Linked DNA regions of Homo sapiens: region 1 is linked to region 2. Evidence: chromatin loops called from intact Hi-C (ENCODE). Cell type or tissue: GM12878. All regions are shown on one strand. Each heading gives the region's core, and the rest is flanking DNA. Links, peaks and the distances in the headings are about the cores only.

Region 1 (9,660 bases), core at 906-8,905, 82 kb before region 2:
AGGAGAGGTTGCCTGGCTTCCCACCTTACCCCACTTCTTACTAGCTGTATGACCTTGGGCTAATTACTTATTCTCTCTCTGCCTCAAGTTTCCTCACCTATAAAATATGAAAGAAAAGCCTACTTTATAGGGTTGTCTTGAAATAAATTAATGTCTGTACAGGACTGGCTCGTGGTAAGCCAGTGAATAAAATTGGTGAATAAAATTTATTCAGAGCATCTATTATGTGCTGGGTTCTTGAAAATACACTTAGTTCTTGAAAAAACTTTACCCTCCCAAGAAAGCCAACGTGTTAAAAAAAATGCATGCAAAAAGTCATAACAGAAGTAAAACCTTATGGTAAATTGGGGTTGGAATAGATTGTGTAGGTGGTGGACTGGGTTTCCGTTTCCCTCCATTAGACTGTGGCTGCAGTGGATGTCAATTGTTACAAAGTTTTCAAAATATATCATACATGCCTAAAAGTAGAATGACTCATTAAAAGGTGTGAACATTTTTAAAGGCTGTGGACATAATATATTGTCAACATGCTTTCCAAAAAGTAGTAGCAATTCACACTTTCTCCAGCAATACAGAGGGTTCTCTGCATCTTTGGTGGCATTGGAAATGCATTCTATAACCTGTAAGTTAAAAATACTTCCTTATTTTAATTTGTGCTGAATTACTTTTGATGATAGATACAGGTAGGTAGGTAAGTAGGTAGACAAATTCTAAACTTTATTATTTTTGTTTGGTTGGCTGGTTTGGTTTCGTTGTTGTTGTTGTTTTGTTGAGACGCTGTTGAGACAGGGTCATGCTCTGTCACCCAGGCTGGAGTGCAATGGCACGATCATAGCTCACTGTACCCTCTACCTCCTGGGCTCAAGGGATCCTCCCAGCAGAGCTTCCCAAATAGCTGGGACTACAGATGCCTACACTTAAAAAGATCAAAATTTTCCACAACTGAGTGCAGTCAAAAGGATGTGCTACAGAGTCAGAAAACAAGCCTAAAAGACACGTTTAACAGGGCTGTGAAGCACAACAGCATTGCTGGAATAACGGTGCTTAGGAACAACATTTATTCAGATAAATAATTTCTCTTGTTTATGTTCTACAAGGAAAGAAACACATATTTCACTAGATTAGTATAAGTTCTAAATAAGATAACATATGTAACAACTAGTACATAATAGGAGATCAAAATGGTATCGTTTGCTTTGAGAAAGTTATATATATATTATATACATAATATTTTATATATATAATCTTTATATATATATATATAAATTTTTTTTGAGATGGAGTCTCACTCTGTCACCCAGGCTGAAGTTTAGTGGTGCGATCTCAGCTCACTGCAACCTTCGCCTCCTGGGTTCAAGAGATTCTCGTGCCTCAGCCTCCCAAGTAGTTGGGATTATAGGCATGCACCACCACGCCTGGCTAATTTTTGTATTTTTAGTAGAGACGGGGTTTCACCCATGTTGGTCAGGCTGATCTCCAACTCCTGAGCTCAAATGAACCAGCTGCCTCAGTCCACCAAACTGTTGAGATTATAGGCGTGAGCCACTGCACCTGGCCCAATTTTTTTTTTTTTTTTTTGAGACAGTCTTGCTCTGTTGCCCAGGCTGGAGTGAAGTGGCATGATCTCCCGGGTTCAAGTAATTCTCGTGCCTCAGCCTCCCGAGTAGCTGGGATTACAGGCATGCACCACCATGCCAGGCTAATTTTTGTATTTTTTGTAGAGACAGGGTTTCGCCATGTTGGCCAGGCTGGTGTTGAAGTCCTGACCTCAAGTGATCCGCCTGTCTCAGCCTCCCAAAGTGCTGGGATTAGAGGCATGAGCCACCGCACCTGGCCGAAAAAGTTATATTATTTTAAAGCCATGCCTCAAGCATAGCAGATGCATTAGCAAATCTGGAAAGTATACCAAAGGTCAAGTTCAGGAAGTGACAGTTGTGAAAAATATTCATAACCCTCCAGCCACCCAAAGAGAGCAAGCTTACTCTGACCATGCAGATTCACAGAATCTATATGTGCTCTGACAAGATTTGCCATGAGATGCTTACATAAGTAGCCATAGTGATCAAACCAGGCAATCCGGGTACTGTCCACATGTCATAGTTACACATCATTAGCAAAAAATGGAGAAAATCAGAGAACAGTCCACGGCTATCATACCAGAAGTGCTATAACACCATATTCAGCAACAGAACACAGGGAACCGAATGGTGAGACACATTTACAAGTAGATACACTGACAAAAGCAAGTTAAGATTATGTATAAAATATTAGTTCCATGCATGTCTATATCCTGAGGTAATTTTAAATTTAAACATTGTTTTATGTCCAACTATAATTTTTTTCTTTTTAAATGGTTTTATTTTATGTGCAAATAATGAGCAGATGTTGTATCCATAAATTCTACTTTCCAAAAACAGGAGCTTTTTAACAGAAAACCACATAATAACTTTTAAAAGGCACTAGGATTCCTCTGCTTCTAGATCATTGCTAGGCTAGAAAAATAAAGTTTTTTCTACCAGGAATCAGAAGTTAGAACTGAGTATTCTCCAAAGTGGAAATTCTAGAGTGTAGTGTCACTCCAGGCAAAGATTATTCAGTTCTCATCCCAAACATCCACAACTACCTATCAGAAAGGTTAAACCAAGTTGAAACAGTCCAGCATAATTAGGCTTCATCAAACAATGTCATTATGCTCTTCTAAGATGCAAATAAACCAAAACAGGAAATACTAAAATCAAAATATTTGACACCGTCATACAAATTGTTAGTTCCTTGTTGTCTCCCCCCTTCTATAACATTAATAAAGTGAATATTTTACTGCAAAGAATATTTTATTTTATACATCACTAGCCATGATTTTTTGCCATTAGTGATTATACAAATGCTGTCTAGTCCATTATCCAGATGACATAACCATTTTACGTCCACAATTCACTTCTACAGTTATAAGTAGAATTTTCGTGATTTACATAAGTACACATATCAGTGAAGATTTAATACTGAGATGCAATCTAACATCCGTAATATCTTGTGTTTTGTAGATGGCAGTGTAGGAGAGATATATTTTAATCACTTTTCATTTAAATGAACTTATGTAAAAAATAAACTAATAATTTAGCAGTTCCAAGTCTCCAAAGGGCATTTTCAAATGTCCATAAAATAAATGGTTACAGAAATGTTTAAGAAGCATCTTCATGTCCACATCCTGTTGTAACTGCTGTACCATTTTCTCTTCCAACTCCTTCCCTTTGCCTGCAAGACGGGCTTGGGTAAGATGGATGCTTTGCTTGACTTCTTTGATATCCTGAACTTTCTGTAGCTCTTTATTTTTCTTCAATCTGTTCATTATAAATTTAGCTTGGTGTTTCTGTTTGATCTCTTCAACTCTCTTCATTGCATCAATAGTTTTATTCCATAGCTCTCGCTGGTATTTGATAAGTTCATTTCTATGTTTGTCAAATTCAAATGAATTATCTACTGTAAGCTCTTTACCAGCTGCTTTCTGGAATGGTTTGGTCCGCCTAACTTTGCGAGGATTGCACTTCTTTTTAAAGTGTTTATGACATTTAGATTTACAAAATCCGAACACTTTGCAATCGTTGTGGATGAACAACATGTCATAGCCAGGGTAGATGGGCCCCGAACAGAAATAACACTTCTCGATGCGCATGTTGAACCCGTGTGGTTCCCCACTGACCACACGCTAAGCTTGAGAGCCCAACTACAATTTCTTTTTTGACTTTTCATTTTGAAATAATGATAGAGTCACCAGAAGGTTCAAAGAAAGTGTACAGGGAGGCCCAGTGTACCCTATACCTAGCCTCCTTCAGTGGTGGTAACATCTTGAATAATTACAGTACAAAATCAAAATCAGGAAATTGACATTGAAATGCTCCACAGAGCTGATTCAGATTTCATTGTTTTTATAAGCACACACGTGTGTACTTCTATACAATCTTATTACGAGTGTAGCTTCCTGTAACCACCAACACAATCGAGATACACAACTGTGCCATCACTACAAGGCTGCCTCATGCTGTAACTGCCCAGCGGGTTCACCCTGCTCACTGCCTAGACAGAGCTGTTTTATCAAGATAGGGGAATTTCTACAGAGAAAGAGTCATTCATGCAGAGCTGTCTGTGTGGGAGACCAGAGTTTCATTATTACTCAAATCAGTCTCCCTGAGCATTCGGGGATCAGAATTTTTTTTTTTCTTTTGAGACGGAGTCTCGCTCTGTCGCCTAGGCTGGAGTGCAGTGGCGCAATCTCGGCTCACTGCAAGCTCCGCCTCCCGGGTTCATGCCATTCTCCTGCCTCAGCCTCCCAAGTAGCTGGGACTATAGGCGCCTGCCACTGCGCCCGGCTGATTTTTTGTATTTTTAGTAGAGAGGGGGTTTCACCGTGTTAGCCAGGATGGTCTCGATCTCCTGACCTCGTGATCTGCCCACCTCGGCCTCCCAAAGTGCTGGGATTACAGGCTTGAGCCACTGTGCCTGGCCTATTTTTTTTTTTTTTTTTTTTGAGACAGAGTCTTGCTCTGCCGCCCAGGCTGAAGTGCAGTGACGCGATCTTTGCCCCCTGCAACCTCCGCCTCCGAGGTTCAAGCCATTCTCCTGCCTCAGCCTCCTGAATGGCTGGGATTATTGGCGCCTGCCATCACTCCCAGCTAATTTTTGTATTTTTTAGTAGTGACGGGGTTTTGACATGTTGGCCAGCCTGGTCTCAAACCCCTGACCTCAGGTGATCTGCCCGCCTTGGCCTCCCAAGGTGTTAGGATTACAGATGTGAGCCACTGTGCCTGGCCAAGTGTTTAGCTTTTTAAGAAACTGATATTTTCCAGAGTGGCTATGCTATTTACATTACTATAAATGTAGGGAAATAGATAATTTTCTCTCAATCTTTCATAATTCTTAGTTGGGATGGGCCACTGTAACAAAAAACAGATTAAAAAGAGACAAATAAACAGAAGATTATTAACATGTATACCTCGTGTAGTATACAGGGAGATACCCAGAGAAATTGGTAAATTTCAAAGAGGTGGCTTTGAACTCACACTTAAATGCCATGTCTGCTGAAACAAAAAGAAGGGTGTAGGGAAAGTTGATTATGCTCAGGAAAAACTGGCAAATAAGAGTAAGATTTGTTATGGAGATTTAAGTCAGTGCCTTCTCCATCAATAAAGGATAACTGTCTCCAGTGACTTAGAGTCATCCTGTCCTCCTGGGGTAATGTGGATGATAAGGTAACTTCCACTCTGTTTTCAGAGCTTCTCCTGTGGTTGCAGTTTCCCAAAATAATCAGCTCAAAATAGAGAGGGGAGAGGAGAGAAAGAGAAGGAGAGTTATCATAAGGAATTGGCTTATGTGATTGTGGAGGCCGAGAAGTCCCACCATCTGCCATCTGCAAGCTGGCAGCTGGGGAAAGCCAGGGGTATCATTCAATCTGAGTCCAAAGGCCTGAGAACCAGGGGAGCTGATGATGTAAACTGCAGTCTGAGGGAAGGAGAGAGTGATATTCCAGCTCAAGTCATCTGGCAGAAAAGAAGGACCAAATTCAGGGCTGGGCGAGGTGGCTCACGCCTGTAATCCCAGCACTTTAGGGGGCCGAGGCAAGTGGATCACTTGAGCTCAGGAGTTTGAGACCAGCCTGGCCAATATGGTGAAACCCCATCTCTACTAAAAATACAAAAATTAGCTGGGCATGGTGGCATGTGCCTGTAATCCCAGCTATTTGGGAGGCTGAGGCGGGAGAATCGCTTGAACCTGGGAGGCAGAGGTTGCAGTGAGTTAAGATCGCACCACTGCACTCCAGCCCGGGTGACAGAGTGAGACTCTGTCTCCAAAAAAAAAAGGCCAAATTCTCCCTTCCTCTGCCTTAAAGCCCTCAACAGCCCATTGAGGAGGGTGATCCACTCATAGACAGAATTGGAAATGACGTTTTGCCAAGTATCTGGGAACCCCATGACCCAGTCAAGATGAAACATAAAATTAACCATCACAAATGCTAATGATCAGATATAAAACGGGAAGTGGGGTAGGGAGTACTTAGAGGTGGGGGGCAACAGTTGTCACTGCAAACAGGATGGTCAGGGAACCTGGCCTGAGACAGTAACATGTAGATCTGAAGGAGAGAGTAGGGGGCTTGAGAAGGGAAGTAACTCACCCATGACCCTCACCCTTATCCACTAACTCCTAACTCTGTGTTCTCTCCCTGATGATAGCTGGTTGTTTTATTTTCATAAAGTCGTGAGATGTTAGAGATGGAAGTGACCACTGGGGATGGCCATAAGTTTCACTGAAGATCCTAAGTCTATTAAACAAAAAATTGAATTTTTGTGGCAACTCACATTGATAGTGGTGGCTTTCTGGAGCATGGCATAGAGCAAGATCCAGAGGTTAGGTCTGGGTTCAGAGCAAAAAGTGACATTTTCCCCAAGTTCAGCAGGAGGATGGTCACATTAGACAGTCGGTGGCCCATTCCTCTTCTAGAGTGACCCTCCCATTACACGATGAGGACATAGGCAGCTGGAGTGTAACAGACAGGAAGTGGCTGGATTTTCAAAATGGTCTTTAGCATGAACACTTTTATGCCTTCACTGTCTCCATTATTGACTAAAGGAAAGTAAAAGAAATGGAGGAGGCCGGGCGCGGTGGCTCACACCTGTAATCCCAGCACTTTGGGAGGCCAAGGTGGGTGGGTCACCTGATGTCAAGAGTTCGAGACCAGCCTGGCCAACATGGTGAAACCTTATCTCTACTAAAAATACAAAAAATTAGCTGGGCCTGGTGGCAAGCGCCTGTAATCCCAGCTACTTGAGAGGCTGAGGCAGGAGAATAGCTTGAACCCAGGAGGCAGACGTTGCAGAGAGCCGAGATTGAGCCATTGCACTCCAGCCTAGGCGACAGAGTGAGACTCCGTCTCAAAAAAAAAAAAAAAAAAAAAAAAAGAAAAAGAAAAAAGAAAAAGAAATGGAGGACTCCACTCTTGGTTACAATGAAAAGAGTCCCCGCCTCCCAAACTTGCAGTTTCTCTCAGGCAACCATTTTATTCCAGGGCTTGGCCAGGTCTCCAGAAATGTTATTTTTCTCTTCTTCTTTGTGGATTCAGCCCAGGGAGGAAAGGTATAATTGCAACCCCACACCCACAAAGATGCTCCTTGGACTTGGATAAAAGAGCACAAGACACCGTTTTTATCACTTAACCCGGTAAAAGAAGATACCTACACAGATCACCAGGACCACACAGTAGGAACAGAGGCCCCCCTTCCCTTGTGCTGCCCAAGTTCCTAGAGGGATCTGAATGAAGCAACTGTTTAACTAATGCAACCATGTTTAAAGTTCCCAAGGGATCCACACTCTTTAAATGATGCATAAATTGAGTCATTTTGTAAAATACAGTACCTTGATTTATTTGCTTAGTAGCTTTTAGTTTGTCTACTAGGTTTCTCTAAAGAAGAATACAAATGTATTTAGGCATAAATTGTTTTCAATCATTTTCTTGGTGTCTACATTACCCTCCATGTAATATATTAGGGGTTCCTAAGCCACAAATGGTATGATTGAAGGTATAAAAACTTGAAGCTCATTGCAACCTTAAACTCCTGGGCTCAAGCAATCCTCCTGCCTCAGCCTCCCAAGCAGCTGGGACTACAGGTGGGTGTCACCATGCCCAGCTAATTTTTAAAATTTTTTGTAGGAGGCCTTGCTATGTTGCTCAGGCTGGTCTTGAACTCCTGGCCTCAAGTGATCCTCCCACCTTGACCTCCCAAAGTGCTGGGATTACAGGCATGAGCCACCGTGCCCAGCCCCCATCTCTTTTTAATACACTAGAATTATGAAATGACAGCAGAAAGAATTCACCTTCTAGTTAGCAGTTGGATCAAACAAGTAAAATAATTTGAAGATGAGCAAAAGGAACCTTGTTATTTTTGACTTAAATGTTCTTGAGAACAAAAATGATGATGCCAGGCTTCAGAAGATGGCCCCTTAAGGGTTTAATGGTTGAAAATCATCCTCACTTTCCTACCCCTTTCAACACACACACACACACACACACACACACACACGCACGCAGTGTTGGGCTCAGTGACACCACATAACAATAGCAACAGGCTTAAGGACAGTGCAAGCACAGGTGCATCAGGCTACTGTCGGGAGAAGGGAAACTAGAATATGCACCGAGAATAAAAAATGGCTTGGGTGAGTCATCAAACAACCCTGTCAAAAAGCAGGATGTCTGATTTCACAGCCTCCATTGCTCCCTCCAACACCACATGGAACATGAACTCCAAACTGATAAAGTCTCAGGCAGGTCAATCACCTTCTACTCAGCCCCAGTGTGAAAGAGGAGGGACTCATATGGAAAAGCCTGCTCTAAACACAGGCTTATCTGTGTTGCAAGATGATGAAACATTACAGACTTAGGGAATTCATTCTCAGGTGAGAATTCAGTAACTGGCACTGGGGGTTGTAAAATATACTGGCCATGAGTCCCTTAGGTAGTCGAAGGATAAGACGACCAAAGTCTAACCTGAGCCGATGTTACTGACGTGAGTGTCAGTACATGCATCTGAATCTTACTCTGTCAATTTTCAAGAAAGGAAATGAAAGTAAAAGCATTTGTCACTTGAGGAATTTCTCTGTATGCATGATTATCATTTGTTGCATTTCTCACATATTTAAAGTTGCTTTTGAGCCAAGCTATGAAGTGAGTAAAACTTGACTTTTGTTTCTTGATTCCTTATTTTCTCGCCTCATATTTTTTTTTCTTTTGACAGTTAAATTAGTTAGGATACTAGTTTCACTCCTACTACAGAGAGAGTGGCCCCAAATAATACTGATTTAAGTGAGATGAAGGTTTATTTCTCTGACACAAAAAAGTCCAAGCTAGTATGCCGCTACCAGTCATACCAGGAATAGTTTTAGGGACTCAAATGCTTACCTAGTTACTTTGCAATCTGCAACATATGCTTTTTTCATCTTCTCTTGGTGCAACATGGCTGCTCCTGATCCTGCCAATTCATCTGTATTCCCTCCTGCAGAAAGAAAAGAACGGGCACGGGGCATGACTTGAAAGTTGCATGTATCACTTCTGCTCAAGCTCCATTGGCCAGAATGTAGTCCTACACCCACACCAAACTGCAAGGGAGAGATATTTTAAAGCACAGAGTGGTGATTTGGGTTCAGAATGAAGACCCTGAGTGATTTGGAAAAGGCTACATCTGTTCACTATGTGATAAGTTGGTGATTAATTCAAGGCTATACTGAGGAGGAGAGCCAGGAGGCCTGAGTGCACCAAAAAGATGCTGACAGATTCAGTGGTGATAGGAAGTGACCTAGGGCCTGGAGAGAAACTAGGGGACTCCCAGGAAAGCTGGCTTGTGGTGATATAGGAGGTAAAAAGGAATTACTTAGGGAGATAGCAAGGGCATGGGAGTCCTTGGTAGGGCTTTCCTTTTAATGAAAAGCAGCCCCAAATAATTTTCTAACAAAGAGCAGCTGATAAAAGTTGAGCTGCAGACATAGACAAGCAAGCTGGCAGCTTGCTGCACAGATGAATGCCAGCAGGAACTAAGGACTAGACCTTTTCAAGATGGTGGCTCCATCTTGCCTTCTCTGCCAGCCACGTGTACGGTAAGAAGCAGATAATATGGCCCCCAT
Region 2 (9,660 bases), core at 1,216-9,215:
TGGGACTACAGGTGCGCGCCATCATGCCTGGCTAATTTTTGTATTTTTAGTAGAGACGGGGTTTCACCATGGTAGTCAGGCTGGTCTCCAGCTCCTGACCTCATGATCCACCCACCTCGGCCTCCCAAGGTGCTGGGATTATGGGCGTGAGCCACTGCGCCCGGCCAACTCCATCTTAAATAAAAAAATAAAAAGTATCTTCCTTATTACCTTGGTGAACAAAGAGGAGGATATAGTATAGCCACATTTCCTTGTCAGAAGCTTCATGAAGATGAGAAGAGGTTGCAGGAGATTCGGGTTAAGTGCCAGAATGTGCATTACTTTTGGGCTGGATCTTGTGGAAGCCACTAGCTGCTCTTTCCCTTAAAACAAACCATGTTCAGTTTGGGGAAGGTGGAAGAGCAAAGACGAAGGTGGAGATAGGCTGGCCACAGAGGGGGTTCCTCAGGCATCTCTGGGGCTGCAGGCTCTGTTCCCAGCTGGAGGGGTCTTAGGGACAGGCCCTTTCCCTCTGCTGGTTCTAGGACATGTAGAAGCAGAAGCTACTCAAGTATCTCATCCACCCAGGCATTATCCCAGAGTGATTGTGTTGATGAAATGTTCATCCCAAGACTTTGTTAATCATGATATTATTGTACTGAATTCATCTTTGGCTTCCTTCCACTTACATTTCTACCGGGAATTAAAATCACTATGTGGGAGGATAATTTTTAGTCATTTTTTCCCCCCGATCTTTGTATATTGGAGAGATTGGGAGAGATTGGCCAATTTGGAATATCCAGGTACTGCAGCACCAACCTCCTTCTTGCTGGTATGTAGAGGGTTTGGAGTGATAGCTTCTTTCTAGTGCCTTTGAATTTGGGTGCTAGTGACAAAGTGAGTGGACCTCCTAGCAGCTCTCCTACATGATGGGAATGGTAGGAGGGTGGTAGCAATTGCCAGTCAGAGACAATTAAGCTGCAGTTGGTTTGCACAGGGCAGGACTAGGAGTTTCCCAACAGCGATGGTGGCCTATTCTGAGTCATCCAAATACCTTTTTTTTTTTTTTTCTTTCCCGAGACGGAGTCTCGCTCTGTCTCCCAGGCTGGAGTGCAGTGGCGCAATTTTTGCTCACCGAAAGCTCCGCCTCCCGGGTTCATGCCGTTCTCCTGCCTCAGCCTCCCGAGTAGAGTAGCTGGGACTACAGGCGCCCGCCACCAAGCCCGGCTAATTCTTTTTTTTTTATTTTTAGTAGAGATGGGGTTTCATTGTGTTAGCCAGGATGATCTCCATCTCCTGACCTCGTGATCCGCCCGCCTCAGCCTCCCGAAGTGCTGGGATTACAGGCGTGAGCCACCGTGCCCGGCCCTTCCTGGTTTCTTTGATGACCACTTGCCATGAGTTACCAGATTATCTGTTAGGGATTAAAGGTTCACAAGGTGATTTTTTAAAAATTCTCAATGAATATTTACTTGGTTGCTGCTATTGGAGCTATCACCTTAGATTGAAATTTTGCTTAGGGAAGGTCCCTGGAGTTGTAAATATCTCGCCTAGAGGTTGATAAATTCACTGCAGTAATATGCTACCCTTAGGTTAAAGTTGAGTCTTTAAAGGAAAGCTAGACTTTAAGGACCTAGGGTGGTAGATGAGGACTTCTGTCTTGGAAAACAGAGAAAGAAAGGGAAGCAAGCCATCGTGGGATCTATGGATTTCTTTTTTTTTTTTTTTTTTTTTTTTTTTGAGATGGAATCTCGTTCTGTCGCCCAGGCTGGAGTGCAGTGGCACAATCTCAGCTCATTGCAACCTCCACCTCCCGGGTTCAAGCGATTCTCCTGCCTCAGCCTCCCAAGTAGCTGGGACTACAGGGGCGTGCCACCACGCCCGGATAATTTTTGTATTTTTAGTAGAGATGGGGTTTCACCATGTTGGCCAGGATAGTCTTGATCTCTTGACCTTGTGATCCTCCCGCCTCAACCTCCCAAAGTGCTGGGATTACAGGCGTGAGCTACCATGCCCGGCCTATGGATTTCTTTTAAGTTTTCCAGGAAAATGATTTATACATAGACATAAGACATAAATATTTCTCTACTTGCAAACAGTTGCCTGAGAAGTGACTTCTAGTGATTATAGGAGATATTGCTAAGTGAAAAAAGCTAAGTGCAAAAGAACATATATTTTCTACTTTTGTAAAAGAAAAAAGGAAACATAAGGAAAAATACAACTATCTTTTTTTTTTTTTTTTTTTTTGAGACAGAGTTTTGCTCTTGTTGCCCAGGCTGGAGTGCAATAGCACGATCTTGGCTCACCACAACCTCTGCCTCCCGAGTTCAAGCAATTCTCCTGCCTCAGCCTCCCAAGTAGCTGGGATTACAGGCATGCACCACTGTGCCTGGCTAATTTTGTATTTTTTTTTTTTTAGTAGAGACGGGGTTTCTCCATGTTGGTCAGGCTGGTCTCGAACTCCTGACCTCAGGTGATCCACCCGCCTCAGCCTCCCAAAGTGCTAGGATTACAGGCGTGAGGCACCGCGCCTGGCCTATCTTCTTATCTTTGTAAAACACACAGGACGGATAAACAGAAAACAGTAAAGTCGATTACCAACAAAGGGTGGGTGGGAACAAGGAGAAGGGGATATGTGAGGAGGGTTACTTGTCTAAGACACCCTTTTGCATAGTTTTGGCTTTGGGGAGCCTGTTAATGTCCTACATATTCAAAAATAAATTTAAATCAAGGATGGGGCCAGACTTGGTGGCTCATGCTTATAATCTCAGCACTTCGGGAGACTGAGGTGGGAGGATCGTTTGAGCTGAGGACCAAATGATCCTCCCGCCTAAGACCAGTCTGAGCTACACGGTGAGACCCCCATCCCTATTTTTTTAAGTTATATTTAAATATAAGTATATATATAATAGGGATAGGGGAAATCCTAAAACTGAGAGCAACATGAAATGAAGAAACCCAGTTGTATTTCAAATGAATTCCATAACCACAGTGAAGAGGGGAGAAAAAGAAATAATCCAGGGAGCTACGAACACAGTATTCTATGAGATATGCTCCATCTTGTCTAAAGTTGGGTGGTGAGGGAAACTCGCAAAGAAATTTTAAACTCTTACGATATACTTTATGTAGTGATACTGGCAAAGCAACTCTGAAACAGTTTTAGATGTATTTTAGCATTGAGCAAATGAGTTATTGTTTTGGAGAGCCAGGGTTCTCACTGAGAAAGAAGGAACATATAGAAAGGAAATGGGAGATGGGGGAAAAGAACATTGTGGGAATCAATTGGAATCAGAAGAATAGGTATGAACTGATTTCTGAAATACATGCATGTATAAGTATTCCCATGTACATGCGTGTGTGCATAAGTGTATATGTATGTGTGTGTGTGTATACATTTTTTACTTAGCTCTATCCATCAAAGGACCAGGACCAAGAAGCAAAGTCACCCCGCTAGTAACAAGCACATCAAGTGCCAAGATCTTGGTCTCTATTATCATTTCCCATTCAAAGGAACCAGGGGTACTGGGAGAAATGGCTGATTACAGGCTGGGGCAGGAGAGGTACAACTTGAGCCTGGAACATCTTGTTATTGTCACAAGGTATGGACATGCTGAAAGAATGATGGGAGCCTGTCACAAGGACACAGTGCTAGCTTGAAAGTGCTTTGATTGGCCAAACCAGGGACCATGTGGACACCAAAATAATTATGGACAGTAAGGAATTATATGCCATTGGAGAAAAAATAGGAATTTACACATCCATATTGATTACTAACTAATAAGTGGAAAGTAGGGAGGCTATGCTTACAGCGGCATGCTCAGGCTCACCAATATGCGTGGAGGGGATGGGTGCTGTGAAATCATCCTTTCATGGCCATTGTAGTAGAGACTGGATCAGGGGAGAATCATCCATGAGTGTCACGTTTAGGAGGAAATTGTGATAAGGAACGGGACATTTGCGATGTCTTAAAAGTGTCTCCCCACAAATTACAAGTTCAAAAAATACATACAGTGGAGAAATCAAACAACACGTTGACCACATGACCAAAGTATAAAATCAAAATGCAATCACCGACAAGGGGCAGAGACCTCACGTGCCTCCAGATGTCACATCTGAAAGGACGCAGCATCACCTATGTGATGTTCCAGCAAGAACAGAGACCTTGAATTAAATCACGAGGAAATGACAGAGAAAGCCCAAAAGTGGGAGGTTCAGTTTTAAAAAGAGAGAGAGAGAGAGAGAAGGAATACCATATTCTTTTAATGTCAGTGTTGTAAATGACAAATACAGGTTGTGGAGGCCGGGCACAGTGGCTCACGCCTGTAATCTCACTTTGGGAGGCCAAGGTGGGCAGATCACCTGAGGTCAGGAGTTCGAGACCAGCCTGGCCAACATGGTAAAACCGTGTCTCTACTAAAAATATAAAAATTAGCTGGGCATGGTGGCAGGCGCCTGTAATCCCAGCTACTTGGGAGGCTGAAGCACAAGAATCGCTTGAACCCGGGAGGCGGAGGTTGCAGTAAGCCAAGACCATGCCACTGCACTCCAGCCTGGGTGACAGAGATAAACTCAGTCTCAAATATATATATATATACATACACACACACATATATATGTTGTGTAAATATTTCATATATATATATGTGTGTGTGTATATATGTGTGTGTGTGTGTGTGTGTGTGTGTATATATATATATATATATGTTGTGGAAATGTTTCAGATTAAAGGACATGGCTACCTAAAGTAACACCTGATTCTAGACTGGATCCTGTGCTAGAGGAAAAATAATACTATAACTGACATCATTGGGTCAATGACGAAATCAGACTATTAGATAACTGTGAATGTTAATGTTAAATTGTCTGAAGTTGATAATTCTACTATGGTTATGTAAGAGAATGTGAGAGACTACCCCTGAAGTATTTAGGGGTAAAGGGGGATAATGAACTATATGTAACTTAAGCTCAAATGGTTCAGCAGTGAGCCTGGTGTCTGGGCGCGTGCAAGCCCTCTTCATCTGTCTGTCCCTGGCAGTGCTGCGCCGTTAATTATGTTATGGCTGGGGATTGGATTGAATTGGAATTGCACTGCTGTGACTCTGTAGAGAACAGGAGAGAATATAGGATTCTCTGTTTTCAAGGCCTGGAAACAATTAGAATATTGATCACCTCTAACCGCTTTTTAAACAGTTAAAAGTTAAAAGCTCCCTTTGGGAGTTTGCCTGTGTAAACTTATGTGAAGCCAGGCAGCTGACCAGAGCCTGGGATTCATGGATAATAACTACATCAGTCAGTAAACACACAAATAATCAAGAATTAACTTGATTAAGCGTCAATGTGAAACTGTCAAATCCGCAGGACATTTTATCAAGGCTTTTAATTTTTTTTTTAATTTTTACAAATGGAATGCTTCATGAATTTGTGTGTCATCCTTGTGCAAAGGCCATGCTAATCTTCTCTATATCATTCCAATTTTAGTATATGTGCTGCCGAAGCAAGCACATGTCCAGGATTTTTTTTTTTTATCTTGGTAGAGAAAAAATTAAGAGATTCAGTGTCTGTTATAATCTTTCCCTTCCCAAATGTTGATGTTATTATATAATGCATGAATTTTGCCATTTATGTAGGATGCTAGCATTAGAACCATTTAATAAGGCAAATCTGATGGGAGTGTAACATGAATATATGAATACTTTCAGCCCCGGGTTCTCCAATGCACAATTACACATTGTTGGTAAACAACCTGAGACTATTTTAGGCTGGCTGGTGTAATGTGTCTCTTATTGGCAAGATATACACTGGATATTGTGGCAGAGGTGTCAGATGTAAAGACAATTTCTATTTCTTAAAAAAACAAACACCATAAACAAAACCACTTTATCATTCTGAAAAATTCCACATTTACTCACTATGCAAAGATACCAACTCTAAGTTGCCTTGTTCATATTATATTCTAAATTCCAGAGTTTGGGGTTTGTGACATCTTTCAGGAGATCTGAAAAAGGCAGTAATGGATACACCCCAGGCTGCTTTGCTCTGAGCAGCTGGTAGAGTAAAATATTTAATATCTCTCTCACTACTAGGGTGACATTTTCCTGTGGCCTGAGACAGTAGGTTACGAGTTAGGTATTTCCCTTGCTATTAATGATTCAACACACGAAAGTAAATTTGAGCCCCGGCGTGGGCTGTAGTAACTTCTCAGCTGTCCCTGAAGTGTCAATTTGGTGATGTGTTTCTTCTCCTAGTATTTAATTATCTCACATAAGAAAAACAACAGCTAATATTTACTGAGCCTTCCTTTGGGTCAAGCCCTATTCCAGAGCTTTCCATATATTGAATCATTTTATCCTCACAGCAGCTGTAAAAGGCAGCTGCTATTGTTTTTACTCATTTTACAGATGATAAACTGAGGAACAGCAATATTACTTCATAATATATATATATATATATTTTTTTGTTAGACAGAGTCTCACTCTGTCACCCAAGCTGGAGTGCAGTGGTGTGATCTTGGCATACTGCAACCTCCGCCTCCCAGGTTCAAGCAATTCTCCTGCCTCAGCCTCCTGAGTAGCTGGGATTACAGGCATGTGCCACCATGCCTGGCTAAGTTTTGTATTTTTAGTAGAGACGGGGTTTTACCACGTTGACCAGACTGGTCTCGAACTCTTGACTTCAAATGATCCACCTGCCTCAGGCTCCCAAAGTGCTAGGATTACAGGCATGAGCCCCTGTGCCAGGCTGAAACTGATTCTTAAAAGAAAAAAATTGTAATGCACAAAAAGAACAAGTAAATGCTAAATATTCCTGTTTAACCAAAGAAGAAATATGCCTCCTCAAGTCCAATGCAAATGGAGTGGCCCTGACTCATAAAACATTATAGTTTTCTATAACATTTTCACTTTATTAAATATTCAGATGTATCTTTTTTTTTTTCTTTTCTTTCTTTCTTTTTTTTTTTTTTTTTGAGACAGAGTCTTGTTCTGTCTGTAGCCCAGGGTGGTATGTAGTGGCATGATCTCAGCTCACTGCAACCTCCGCCTCCCAGGTTCAAGCAATTCTCCTGCCTCAGCCTCCCAAGTAGCTGGGACTACAGAAGTGCACCACCAAGCCCAGCTAATTTTTGTATTTTTAGTAGAGATGGGGTTTCACCATGTTGACCAGGCTGGTCATGAACTCCTGACCTTAGGTGATCTGCCCGCCTCAGCCTCCCAAAGCGCTGGGATTACAGGCGTGAGCCACTGTGCCCGGCCTGTATTTCATTTTTTAAAATAATCTCCTCTTAACTGTCTATGAAAAGATTATTTAATATCTGAGTTTTCAAGATGGAGCCAATGGCTGCATAAAGCATGTGTTCCCTTCAGAGCCTGTGTTGGTGATTAGTACACATGTGCTTTACACAGTGGTGACCTCATGTTAATACATTGGTTTATGTGAAGGAGAGTTTTTGTTGTGTTGTTGTTGCCTTGTTTTAATTTAGAAAGATTTCAAACACATGTAGAAATAGTAAAATGAACCCCCTTGTTCATGGCCAAGGCCAATGTTGTTTTTATCTATAGATCTGTCCACTTCCTCTCTTTCCATATTATTTCCAAGTAAGCTCAGCCAATGCATCTTTTCATTCAACCTGGTTTTGAAATGTGGTTTGTTTCACTTGTTCATACCATGATCAAGGTGGTTTGCTGAGTATACTTTGAGGAAAGCAAAAATCTGTATCCAAGTAGTTATATTACTGGTTCTCTCTTCCCTTGTTGACACAAGAGAGATCTTTTTTTTCTTTAATCGGGGTTTTTTAAGCACTCTACTCTCTTATCTTGAAGTTATTGTCATCTAGAAAATATAGAATGTCTTAAATAATTACAGTTCTGTGGAACCTTACCCTGGGGGCCGGAGACAGTGTGATTGAGGAGAAAGGATGCAGGATTTGGATTCAAATGCTAAGATCTGGTTCTGGTTCCTCTACATCTTGTCATTTCTGAGAACCTGGATACAGCCTTGAACTCTGAGCTTGATTCTACATTTGGTAGTTCTTTATGAAAGTTCTACTGTGTGTTACATGCTGTTCTGGGCAATGGAGCTATTGCAGAGAATAAAATGAAAATAATCTACTTTTCAATGATGTTTTAGAGATAAGTATGTTAATGGTATCTGAAAAGCTTTTGCAAGCTGTGAAGTGCAATTATAAAAGTTTTTATTGTTTTCCTACTCTGTTTTTCACTTGAAAACTTCAGTTCCCTGATGTTTCAGGTTTACGATGGTTAATAATAAACTAAACTAAGCTTTATCGAAGGGGGAAATATAAGAATTATATCTGTGTGTGTTACTGAATTTCTGATGAAATGAATCACTGGAATGCCTCACTCAGTGGATATCTGGGGCCACATACTGTGCATGCTACTAAGGGCTTTACATGGGATCAAGATTAAGCTTCACAAGGACCCTGTAAGGTAACCATTATCTTCATGTTATAAATGGAGAAGTAGGAGCTTACTAAGAATATTTTTCCCAAGCTTCTGCAGGTAGCAGGCCTTAGAGCTGGGATTTCATCCCCTATCTGTCTAACCTCAGACAGGAGCCCTTAACCATTTCTTGATTCTGCCCCACTTGAGAAATAAGAGGAATAGGCCATGATCTTGCACCTTTAGATTATCATTTATTATTATTATTATTATCATTATTATTATTATTATTTGAGACAGGGTCTCACTCTATTGCCCAGGCTGGAGTGCCGTGGTGCAGTCATGGCTCACTGCAACCTCTGCTTCCTGGGCTCAAACGATCCTCCCACCTCAGCCTCTCAAGTAGCTGGGACCACAGGCACGCACCATAATTCCCAGCTAATTTTTGTATTTTTTTGTAGAGATAGGGTTTCGCCATGTTGCCCAGGCTGGTCTTGAACTCCTGAGCTCAAGCAATCTGCCCACCTCGGCCCTCCAAAGTGCTGGGATTATAGGCATGAGCCACCATGCCTTGCCTGCACCTTTGGATTTTTACTCTGTTAGAAACAAAAACAACCACAATACAAGCCATAATGCAAAGAATGGTTCAGGCAGTAAGTTGTTAAAGTACAAATGATAAAGACATTACATCGGGATTTGAGGACCTGGAAAAGGAATGAAGCTGCCTAGCTGCCCTTGTGAGTGTACTTGTGAGGGAGCAGAAGGTGGCTGGAGCTAGGGTGGGGCCTGCAATGGGCACAGTCAGAGCAGATAGAGCCTCTCCAAGTTCTAACGCATATGTGAAAATCTAGTAATTTCTATAATGAAGCACAACAGAAATGTCTATCAACAGATTTTGAAGATAATCTGGAAGCCTTGTAGATCCCCATTTGACCTATGGAAGCTGTTTCTTGAGAGTCATTGATTCTGATTTCAGAGTATGGTGAGTGTAATTGTATTTTGTGTTTGGTCCAGACAGCAAAATAAATTCCCTTTTTTTTTTTTTCAAGACAGCATCTTGGCTTACTGCAACCTCTGCCTCTCAGGATCAAGTGATACTCCTCCCTCAGCTGCCCAAGTAACTGGGACTACAGCTACACCACCATGCCCTGCTAAATTTAGTATATATATATATATTTTGTACAGCTGTGGTTTCACCATACTGCCCAGCCTGGTCTCCTGAGCTCATGTGATCCTCCTGCCTCAGCCTCCCAAAGTACTGGGTTACAGGTGTGAGCCACAAGCC

What was found. Peaks named below come from ENCODE experiments on the same cell type or tissue, not always from the same donor. Only the 100,000 strongest peaks of a DNase experiment are listed, where the experiment ranks them.
Region 1: a loop joins it to region 2, with 4 times the contacts of the local background. A loop is called at or near these places in 2 of 110 quality-filtered maps.

Annotation. Positions count from the first base shown.
Region 1 is chr18:57,832,486-57,842,145 of GRCh38, reverse strand. It overlaps the pseudogene RSL24D1P11. Among named protein-coding and RNA genes, the nearest start is that of ATP8B1, 34 kb to the right of the region's middle. RefSeq lists enhancers at 8,278-8,327, 8,368-8,457, 8,498-8,697 and a silencer at 9,075-9,369. In GM12878, for the core only: no CTCF peak of the experiment used is centred there; DNase peaks (open chromatin) are centred at 3,735, 4,075, 8,165 and 8,565; H3K4me3 peaks cover 1,437 bases; H3K27ac peaks cover 2,582 bases.
Region 2 is chr18:57,751,215-57,760,874 of GRCh38, reverse strand. The region is part of intron 1 of ATP8B1 (ATPase phospholipid transporting 8B1); the gene reads left to right. It also overlaps the pseudogene RNU6-742P. Among named protein-coding and RNA genes, the nearest start is that of ATP8B1, 47 kb to the left of the region's middle. In GM12878, for the core only: no CTCF peak of the experiment used is centred there; a DNase peak (open chromatin) is centred at 6,114.